Linked DNA regions of Homo sapiens: region 1 is linked to region 2. Evidence: chromatin contacts called from ENCODE Hi-C data. All regions are on one chromosome and are shown on one strand. Each heading gives the region's core, a stretch centred on a gene start or an enhancer-like site at or near the end of the contact. The rest is flanking DNA. Distances are from core to core; before and after follow the strand shown. Region 1 overlaps CFAP299 (cilia and flagella associated protein 299). Region 2 overlaps CFAP299 (cilia and flagella associated protein 299).

Region 1 (4,370 bases), core at 1,141-3,640, 410 kb before region 2:
CAGATGCAAATCTTCACAAAAGGCAACCTTTTAGCTATTCTTGTGTTTTTAGACTCTAAATAGCTATCTTGAAATATGTCAAACAAATATTATATATTTTGGGGTGAAATTTTTTTAAAGTTATATGTGCTATCAACCTCTGGCCAGACCCTGCACTTTCTCCCCTCATCTGCTGAATGACAGCACCCAAAATGTTCATGAAAGTTGCATGCTGAAGATGGCCAAAACTTCACTAATGGCTTCCTAACTGCCTTCATGGAATCAATCCGATTACTAGTTGATGATTTTTTTATGCGTAAGAAATAATATTCTGTTGTGTTTAACCACTGATATTTCTAAGTTTGTTAGTGTAGCTAGTGTTATTGTAACCAAAGATAAATCCAATTCTTTGCCTTTTCTCTTTCATACTTGGTTTGCCATTGAATATAAGGAGAAATTCACACGATTATGTGGATTTGTCCCAAAATCTACCACCTTCAACTTGCCAAAGAAAAAAGTCAAACTCTGTAAAATATTTGAAGAGACTTATTCTGAGCCAAATATGAATGACCAATGGCTCATAACACAGCCCCAGGAAATCCTGACAATATGTGCCCAAGGTGGTCAGGCTACAGCTTGATTTTATACATTTTAGGGAGACATATGGCATCAATTAATGCATGTAAGATGTACATTGGTTTGATCCAGAAAGGTGGGAAGGGCTACCAGGTCATAGGTAGATTCAAAGATTTTCTGATGGGCAATTGGTTGAAAGAGTTATTATCTAAAGACCCGGAATCAACAGAAAGGAATGTCTAGGTTAATATAAGGGGGTGTGGAGACTGAAATTTTGGTCTTTTCATGCAGATGAAGCCTCCAGGTAGCAGGCGTTAGAGCTCTTAGCAGAACTAAAAAGATACCAGACTCTTAGTTAATTCTCTCTTGGATCAAAGAAGAGACCTGGAAAAAGAAAGGAGGTTCTCTACAGAACGTAGATTTTCCCCACAAGAGACAGCTTTACAGGGCCATTTCAAAATATGTCAAAGAAATATATTTTGGGATAAAATACTTAGATTTCTTTCAGGGTCTGCTGTCTGGATATGTCAAAGAAATATATTTTGGGCAAAATATATTGGGGTAAAATACTTAGATTTCTTTCAGGGCCTGCTGTCTGTCATGTTGGTATCTTACTGCTAAGGAGTGTTTGGTCAGCCTTAAGGTCTCTGTTTTAGTGTTAATTGCTGGTCATCTGCGCCTGAATTCCCAAGGGAGGAATGTATAATGAGGCATGTCTGAGCACCCATTCCCATTATGGCCTGAACTAGTTTTTCAGGTTTACTTTAGAATGCCCTTGGCTAAGGGAGTGGTCCATTCAGTTGGTTGAGGTGCTTAGAATGTTATTTTTGGTTTACAAACTTTAGGTGGTTTACCAGTTATATTCAGGGATCATCCTGTATTTCATAATGCTTCATTTTCTCATTTTCTTCAATTATTATTTTGCACTTCACTATGAACTTCCTCACTTGGACATATGGATTTGCATCCTATATCACAGAATTAGAAAAGACCTTGAAGTATGAACTTCCTCAAACTCCTGCCCACTTCCCTCCATCTATAAACATGTCTGTGTTCATCATGACCACTTTACCCCAGTTCCATGGAGGAACTCATTCTCCTTCTTCTTGAGGCTTATGACTCCGCTTGGATTCTAATCTCATTTACCAATCTAAATCCTTTGGCCATCCTGGGATTCCCAAAGGGCAGTAACCATGCTAATTTAATCCAACCTTGGATCCCCAACACTTAGTGCAGTACAAGACAAATGGGCATTCAAAACCATAGTCTCAAATGAGAAGATAAATGCGTTTTCTCTCTTGTATTTTCAACATCTTCCTTTTCACTGACACTTTCCCCTTAGTATATAGTCAGTCAATTCTCTTCTTATTAAAAAATAAATGAAGTAAATAAACCTCCCTCTACCTTTATACTCCTCTAGCTCCTGCTGTATTTATCTTCCTTTCATGAGCAACCATTCTGGCGGAGCAGACTATAGTAATCTACTCCTCTACCCACCACAGCTAGACTTATGTCCCCATTGCCCCACTAAGCTGTTCTTGCTAACGTCAACAAAGACTTTGTAGTTAATAAAAAGCTAAACCAGCACTCCTCAGGTCTTTCTCTGACAAATACAATTTTGTTGTCACTCCCCACCTCCACCCCAATATGTTTCTCTGACACAGAGTTTGGGTTTTATCTCCCTATCCCTTCCCCACCCCCATCTATTTGCCTATTAATTGCTAGTCATACTCATTTGCTTTCTTATGTCTTCATAGATTCTAAGTGATCTCATCCCACCCTTGCTTTTCCAATTTACAACAGCTCAAACCTCTGCCCAGCTTCAGATCTGTTTACCAAACCACGTGATCCAGAGATGGGTGATCTGGAGATGCTTCAAATTCAACATGTCCCAAAGGGCCCTCATTAGTCTATTACTCAGCAAAACTTCTTCCTCTTTCTAGTTTTTTTCCTCAATGAATGACAAAGTCCTAATAACAGCATATATAGGAAATTTTAGGGGATTTTTAAAAAAAATCATATTACTTCAGTCTAGAATATTGGAGAATGAGATAGTAAGGGCAGGACAGGAGAAGTTGACCCCTCAAGACAACAGAATCAGGACTAGATGAATACCCAAATGAAACTGAAAGTAGAATGAGAACTATGAACATCGTCTTGTTTTGTAGTTGCAAATATTTGAAAAGAAATTGCCTGCTTCCCCAAAACAGTGATTGGGGCAGAAGAAAACTCTAAAACCTGTTTCTGGGCAACATTCAATCAAATAAAATGATTTTTTTTTTTAATTTTAATGTCTTTTTAACACAAGACTTATTAAAACTTTTATAAAACAAAGGAAACATCAGCCTAAACACTCAAGAAGAGAAATACTTTAAAAATCACCTATAGCAAATGGCTATTTTAAAAAACACTACATGAGAATGAGTCAGTTAAGAATGAATGCTGCAAAATTACACAAAGAAAGAACATATCATCAAAGGATCCTCTGTGAAGAATTTTATGAACAAAAAATGATATTAATGTGATTACATATAAATATTTAGTTGAAATGATCCTAGGTCCTTCTAGTTCTTCATATATTATATGTATTAGTCTGTTTGGGCTGCCGTAACAAAATACTACACAGTCTGGGTAACTTAAATAACAGACTTATTTTTATACAGTTCTGGTGCATAGACGTCCAAGTTCATGGTGCAGTTAGGGTTCGTTTTTGGTGACACCTTCTTCCTGGCTTGTAGATGGCTGCCTTCTTGCTGTGACCTCACATGGTCTCTTCTAAAATTGGTACCAGTCTTATCAGATTCGGGTCCCAACCTTATGACCTTATTTAACCATAATTTCCTCCCTAAAGGCCCTATCTCTAAATAAGGTCACATTGGTGGTTAGAGCTTCAACCTATGAATTTTGGGGCCCACAATTCAGTCCATAACATTATACTAGACAGAGGGGAAGTTCACTGAAGTCATGTTTTCCTATAAGTAAGAAATATTATTACTCCATGTATAACTTCACATGCACAAACGTTCAAGCTCTGCCAACTGGACCCGCTCTTCATTATCCACAAAAGTCTGCAACATTTCATTTCTAAAGTTAAAACTGATTTTAAATAGAAATGCATAAAAGTATCCATATTCAGCCAAAATCATGTTATTTTTGGCTGTCTTTGACTAAATAACAAGAAAACTCATTTTGACTTTATTTTGTAAATTTTTTTTTTAAATGCACTCTCCAATCAAGAACTTCTATGCCAAGTTTAAGCCTGAAACAAATGTTAAGACCAAATTATAACTCCCCAAAAATGTGGAAGTTTGCTAGATCCTTAACATCACTGTACCGCCAATTGCTTGCTGCAATATTTACTTACATTGCTAGGACTGAAGCTAAAGGAAATGGAACTCAGTTGCATAATTCAAGGCACATTAAACTAGATGCTATATTTTCTATGGATTTTACTCTTTTGTGCTTCTACTAAGAAAATGGATGTTTTTACCTGGAAGTAAGAAAAGATGACATTCACTGGCCATTCAAAACATTGAAATGCTAACTGGTATAGCCATGAGTGTCTTTTAATTTTCCAGTTTTTAAAACTTTGCTTCTAACATTTCAGAGCTTTACAGATGGAGTATCTCATCCAGGATTCCAAACTTCAAAGGCTTAAAAAATAAACTGCAAACTAGCAAACTTCTCATTTTTGTTTTACTTCTGTTATTTTTCTAACCTTTCCTTTTAAACACACTCTTTCTTGCTCTTGCCATTTGTAGATAAAGTTAGTAGTATTAAAATAATTCATTTTAATAAATTCTAAATGTGTTCAG
Region 2 (4,831 bases), core at 215-2,714:
AAATTGTGTCAATGTTTCAGAAACAAAAAATTTCCCACAAAATATCTTGGACTTGAAATTTTCTTTAAACTTATAAGATCTCTCATCTTGCCGGGCGCGGTGGCTCACGCCTGTAATCCCAGCACTTTGGGAGGCCGAGGCGGGTGGATCACAAGGTCAAGAGTTCGAGACCACCCTGGCCAACATGGTGAAACCCCGTCTCTACTAAAAATACAAAAAAAAATTAGCTGGCCATGGTGGCAGGTGCCTGTAATCCCAGCTACTTGGGAGGCTGAGGCAGGAGAATCGCTTGAACCTGGGAGGCGGAGGTTGCGGTGAGCCAAGATCGCGCCATTGCACTCCAGCCTGGGCAAAAAGAGTGAAACTCTGTCTCAAAAAAAAAAAAAAAAAAGATCTCTCATCTCAACTGTCATCCAGAATTAAACTGCAGCTGCTTCCTCAGATGGGGCATATTTTTACTAGATTAACACAGACTTCACTAACCACATATAGTGATACCACCATCACCCTTGAGTTACTCATGCATAGTACCTGCTAGCTTCTTTTAGGCATTTGAGTTTGTGACTTCTGGTTTAAACTGCTATCTTAGATTCTAGAGGTCATATTTTCTGTTAGCCTAGTCATGATATTCTTTGCTCACCCACTACGTGTGAGTTTATTTCAGCCCTTGGTCTCCCTCAGGTTGTTCCATACCGTGGTTACAAGGTTGAACTGCGTCAGTCTGAGATGATTATGATGATGATTTAAAAACAATGATGATGTTAACTGAGCACTTACTGTGCATAGTACTAATTAATAACTAAAGCACTGTACTAAATAATTTATATATTACATATTATATATAAATATTATATATTACATTTATAAATATTATATTATATATAATATTTCATTTTCTCTTTACAACAACCTTATAGGTTAGGGACCTGATATGGTTTGGCTGTGTCACCACCCAAATCTCATCTTGAATTGTAATCCATATAATCCTCACATGTCACGGGAGGGACCTGATGGAAGGTAATTGAATCATGGGGGCAGTTTTCTCCATACTGTTCTCAGGATAGTGAGTGAGTTCTCACAAGATCTGATGGTTTTATAAGCAACTGGCATTTCCCCTGCTGGCACTCATTCTCTCTCCTGCTTTCCTGGGAAGAGGTGCCTTCTGCCATGATTGTAAGTTTCCTGAGGCCTCCCCAGCCATGTGGAACTGTAAGTTAATTAGACCTCTTTTCTTTATAAACTTCCCAGTCTTGGGTGTTTCCTTATAGCAATATAATAATGGACTAATACAAGACCTTTTTCACATTTTAACACTTAAAAAACCTGTATCATTAAAGTGTTAGCTGGCTTAACCAAAGTTATATACAGACACATACATATGTACAACCAGAAATCCAGGACCAAACAGAGATCACTGCCATTATTTTTTTTAATTCAGTACATTATTCCATTTAAGACTTTGACATGTAAAGATGTCACTTTTGACCTCAAATCCATATCCCAATCCTTCCCAGGTCATATTTTTTTTTGTCAGAAGTGTGTCTCCTGTGACAAGACCTAATTTAGGAATATTTTTCAGAACTTTAAGCAATCCTGCTGTCCACAGTTAAGACTAGGAAATTTTGGCCATCCTGTACCCACCCTTGCCACTTCCTTCTTTCATTGAGCTTGGCAGAAAACACCCCTTTGTACTTAACCAGGCTTTCATTTTCAGTCACTGTGAGTAAGAATTATAGTGTCCCCACAGCTTTGTGTGTGGAAGAGCTCTGAACAGAATTAAAAGTGACCTGTAATTGTGGTTTCAGCCTAAAAGTCTTTAGGGAAACATTGGCCCTGACTTGTTGAACCTCAGTTATGTCCCAGGATACTTTTAGAATCTACTCATATCCTCTGAACTGTGGTTCAAAAAAATTTTGTAATATCTACTTGGAATTCTTTTACAGATAAATTTAATTTTCCAATACTTAACTCATTTTAGCTTCTCTTTATTCCAAGCTAAATATTAAGTACTGTCTCTCATGGAAAATTCAGAAATAGAGCAGAGATCCCAAAAGCCATATACTGTGCATATAACCCATAAACTAGGACTAACAATTCCTACTGAATCCTTACTAGAGTATCTGTCTGTGTCATCTAATGACAGAAATTATTCATGCACAGTTTGGTCCATTGCTTTAAAAGAAAAAGTCAGAATCCCAGAGCAATCACTTGGTAGTTTCTTTAGTTGTCTAGAATGTGTTTCCTTGAAGATTGTGTCTCTGGATAAACCTTAAGTGAATAATTAGAGATCTCACAAAACCTCTAGTTTATTGACACTGACTGTGGTTAAGACAGGATTACTCTACATAAGATTTTTTCCAACTTTTTAAAATTTTTGGTCAAAAATACACAACATAAAATTTCAGTTTAACCGTTTAAAGTGTACAGTTGAGTGACATTAAATACATTCAAATTTTTGTGCAACTTTTTCAACTTTTTATTATTAATTTTTTTTAAGTTTTGGAAAAGTTCAAAGAATAGTACAATGAAGGCTAATATACTCACAACCTAGACAAAACAATTGTTAACATTTTTCCAAACTTGCTTCAATTCTCTTTTGGTATTTTGGTGTGTGTTTATTTGTGTCTATGTTTGTACTATTTGAAAGTAGCTTACAGATTTCACCTTAAAATATTTCATCTTGCGTCTCATGAGTATAAGGACATCCTCCTACATAACATCACCATTATTTTAGATAAAAATTCATAATTATTTTCTACTGTCATCTAATGTTTAGCTCATATTTAAATTTTCTTAAGTATGTCCAAAATGTATTATAGCTACTTGTGTGAATCATCATTCAATGTATAAAAATTACATTGCTTGTGTCTCTTTACTGTCCTTTTCTTTAAAAGAGCACCTCTCTCCATACTTCCCAGCCAAATATTCTTTTCTTTGTGATGACATTGACGTTTTAAAAACACAGGACCCTTGTCTTTTAGATTGTTCCACATTCTGAACTTGTCTGATTGTTTCCTTGTGGTAATATCTGACTCATTTCTCTTATCTGTGTATTTTCTTTATACTGGGAGATAACTCTAAAGGCTTCATTTTGTTCAGTATAAATATTTCTTTTAGACAAGAACTTCTCCATTACATATTGCATCATATCAGGAAGCACCTAATGTCAAGTTGTCTCATTATCAGTGATGCTCAGTTTGACCTGTTGGTTAAAGAAGACTTGCTATATCATTCCTCTAAAAAGATATATTTTCCTTTTTTAACAAAATTTAATACCTAAACTAGTATGAAATAACTTTTGTGTATTTATGTAAGCCTACTTGTTTTTCTGTTTTTTTCTTTAAAATTTACATTTTACAAGAAAGTATATTAGTAGCAAATTAACTTTGCTTTCCACAGTTATTTTCATTTAATTTTCTAAATTAGAAGAAAGGATAGTACTTGTGAAAACAGAATTTAAGTAGAGTTAAAGCTGTAAGTGGAGCTTGCAGGAATTGTACACAACTTTCAATGTAGAAATAAGCTATGCACCAAAATTAAATTGTTTATTGTTTAGAACTCAGAATCATTTTCCTTGAGATATTGTCTTATCAGAGATAGTTTGTCAGGTCATGTCACAAATTTTCAAACCCATTATTTCCATGGAAAACTTAATTTTATTTTATGTGGCAAAAATAAACTTGAGGACATTAAATAAATATTTCTACTGTCCTATAGCTTCCCTATCTCATCTCTTATGATGACTGTATCATTTGGGTTAATAAAAGAAATAAGGATGCACCATGATCATTATTCTTTAGATAACATTTCCATGGGCACCACACAATAAAATCACTAAGGTAAATGATGCTTCAGGGGACACATTTCACCCTCTGGGGCATCAGGAAATATCAGTTCCTATTCTTGGAGTACATGTAACTCAGTATATTTCAGGAAGAATTTGTGCAGTGGTCCAACATTAGCAACTTCAGTAGCCCTATAAGTCTAGTGATAATTGGAAATCTAAAATCTAGAGATGCTTAAGTACAAACCCCACAAATGAAGAGAGAAATAATTAGCTTGCTTATGGACAACAGGGTAGATGTAACAAAAATGGGACTAGATCTTAGGTCTCCTAATCCCTAGTCCAATTTTTTTTTAACATTCCAGCATGCTGTATATTTATCTATTCTTTGATTGCCTGACCATTACACATTAGAAGAATTACATGTTAATTTAGCTGTAGAAGTGACAGTATAATGTTAACTTGTTGGTTACTTGGATCTAAAAATCTCATCTCTGTATTTTCATTTGTTTTTAACACTCGGCATTTTTACTTTCAATCGAAATTTATGTTTAATTTTTATTTATTTTTTACATATTATTTTTAAAGAGTGTGAGTGAAGCAGATAAGCCCTCAAGATGTGTAATTTTAATTAATGAACATACTTTACAATCTGTTAACATGTGTATGCACCACTGTGCCAAAATTTAATGAAATGGGTTAATGGCACTTATTAAAGTTGTTCGGCTTCTCTAGTCATAACACAGAATTCAACCTTTTCCTCCATTTCTTATATTCAAATAAATAAAGTGATAAATGAGTCTAAGCATGAAAAGTCAAGTCAGTCAGAATGCCTACATACCTTCTTATTATTTCCTATAATCTGTCTTTACTATCATTCATGCATTTGGAGGTCTACAAAGTCAGACCTTTGGGATTCTATTGTTTAAATTCCAGGATAAACTGAGTACCAAAGTCCTTTGACTGTGATGCACTGTCAAGAAAGTTCAGAAAATGAACATAAAAAATGAAGAATGGGAAAAAGAAATGAGGAAAGAAAGGAGAAAC

The links. Hi-C counts contacts between places; a loop is a spot of excess contacts on that map. Pooled maps may share reads with other maps.
Region 1: a map with no recorded cell type shows a loop between it and region 2 (3-fold over the local background). The contact joins two enhancer-like sites. A Hi-C loop is called at or near these places in 2 of 37 single-sample maps with no recorded cell type and 1 of 50 pooled maps.

Annotation. Positions count from the first base shown.
Region 1 is chr4:80,460,326-80,464,695 of GRCh38, forward strand. The region is part of intron 2 of CFAP299 (cilia and flagella associated protein 299); the gene reads left to right. Among named protein-coding and RNA genes, the nearest start is that of CFAP299, 130 kb to the left of the region's middle. Within about 2 kb of position 2,391, at least 4 of the 41 ENCODE cell types and tissues checked have a DNase peak (open chromatin) inside an H3K27ac peak, as active enhancers do.
Region 2 is chr4:80,875,292-80,880,122 of GRCh38, forward strand. All of the region lies in intron 4 of CFAP299 (cilia and flagella associated protein 299), which reads left to right. Among named protein-coding and RNA genes, the nearest start is that of BMP3, 150 kb to the right of the region's middle. Within about 2 kb of position 1,465, at least 3 of the 41 ENCODE cell types and tissues checked have a DNase peak (open chromatin) inside an H3K27ac peak, as active enhancers do.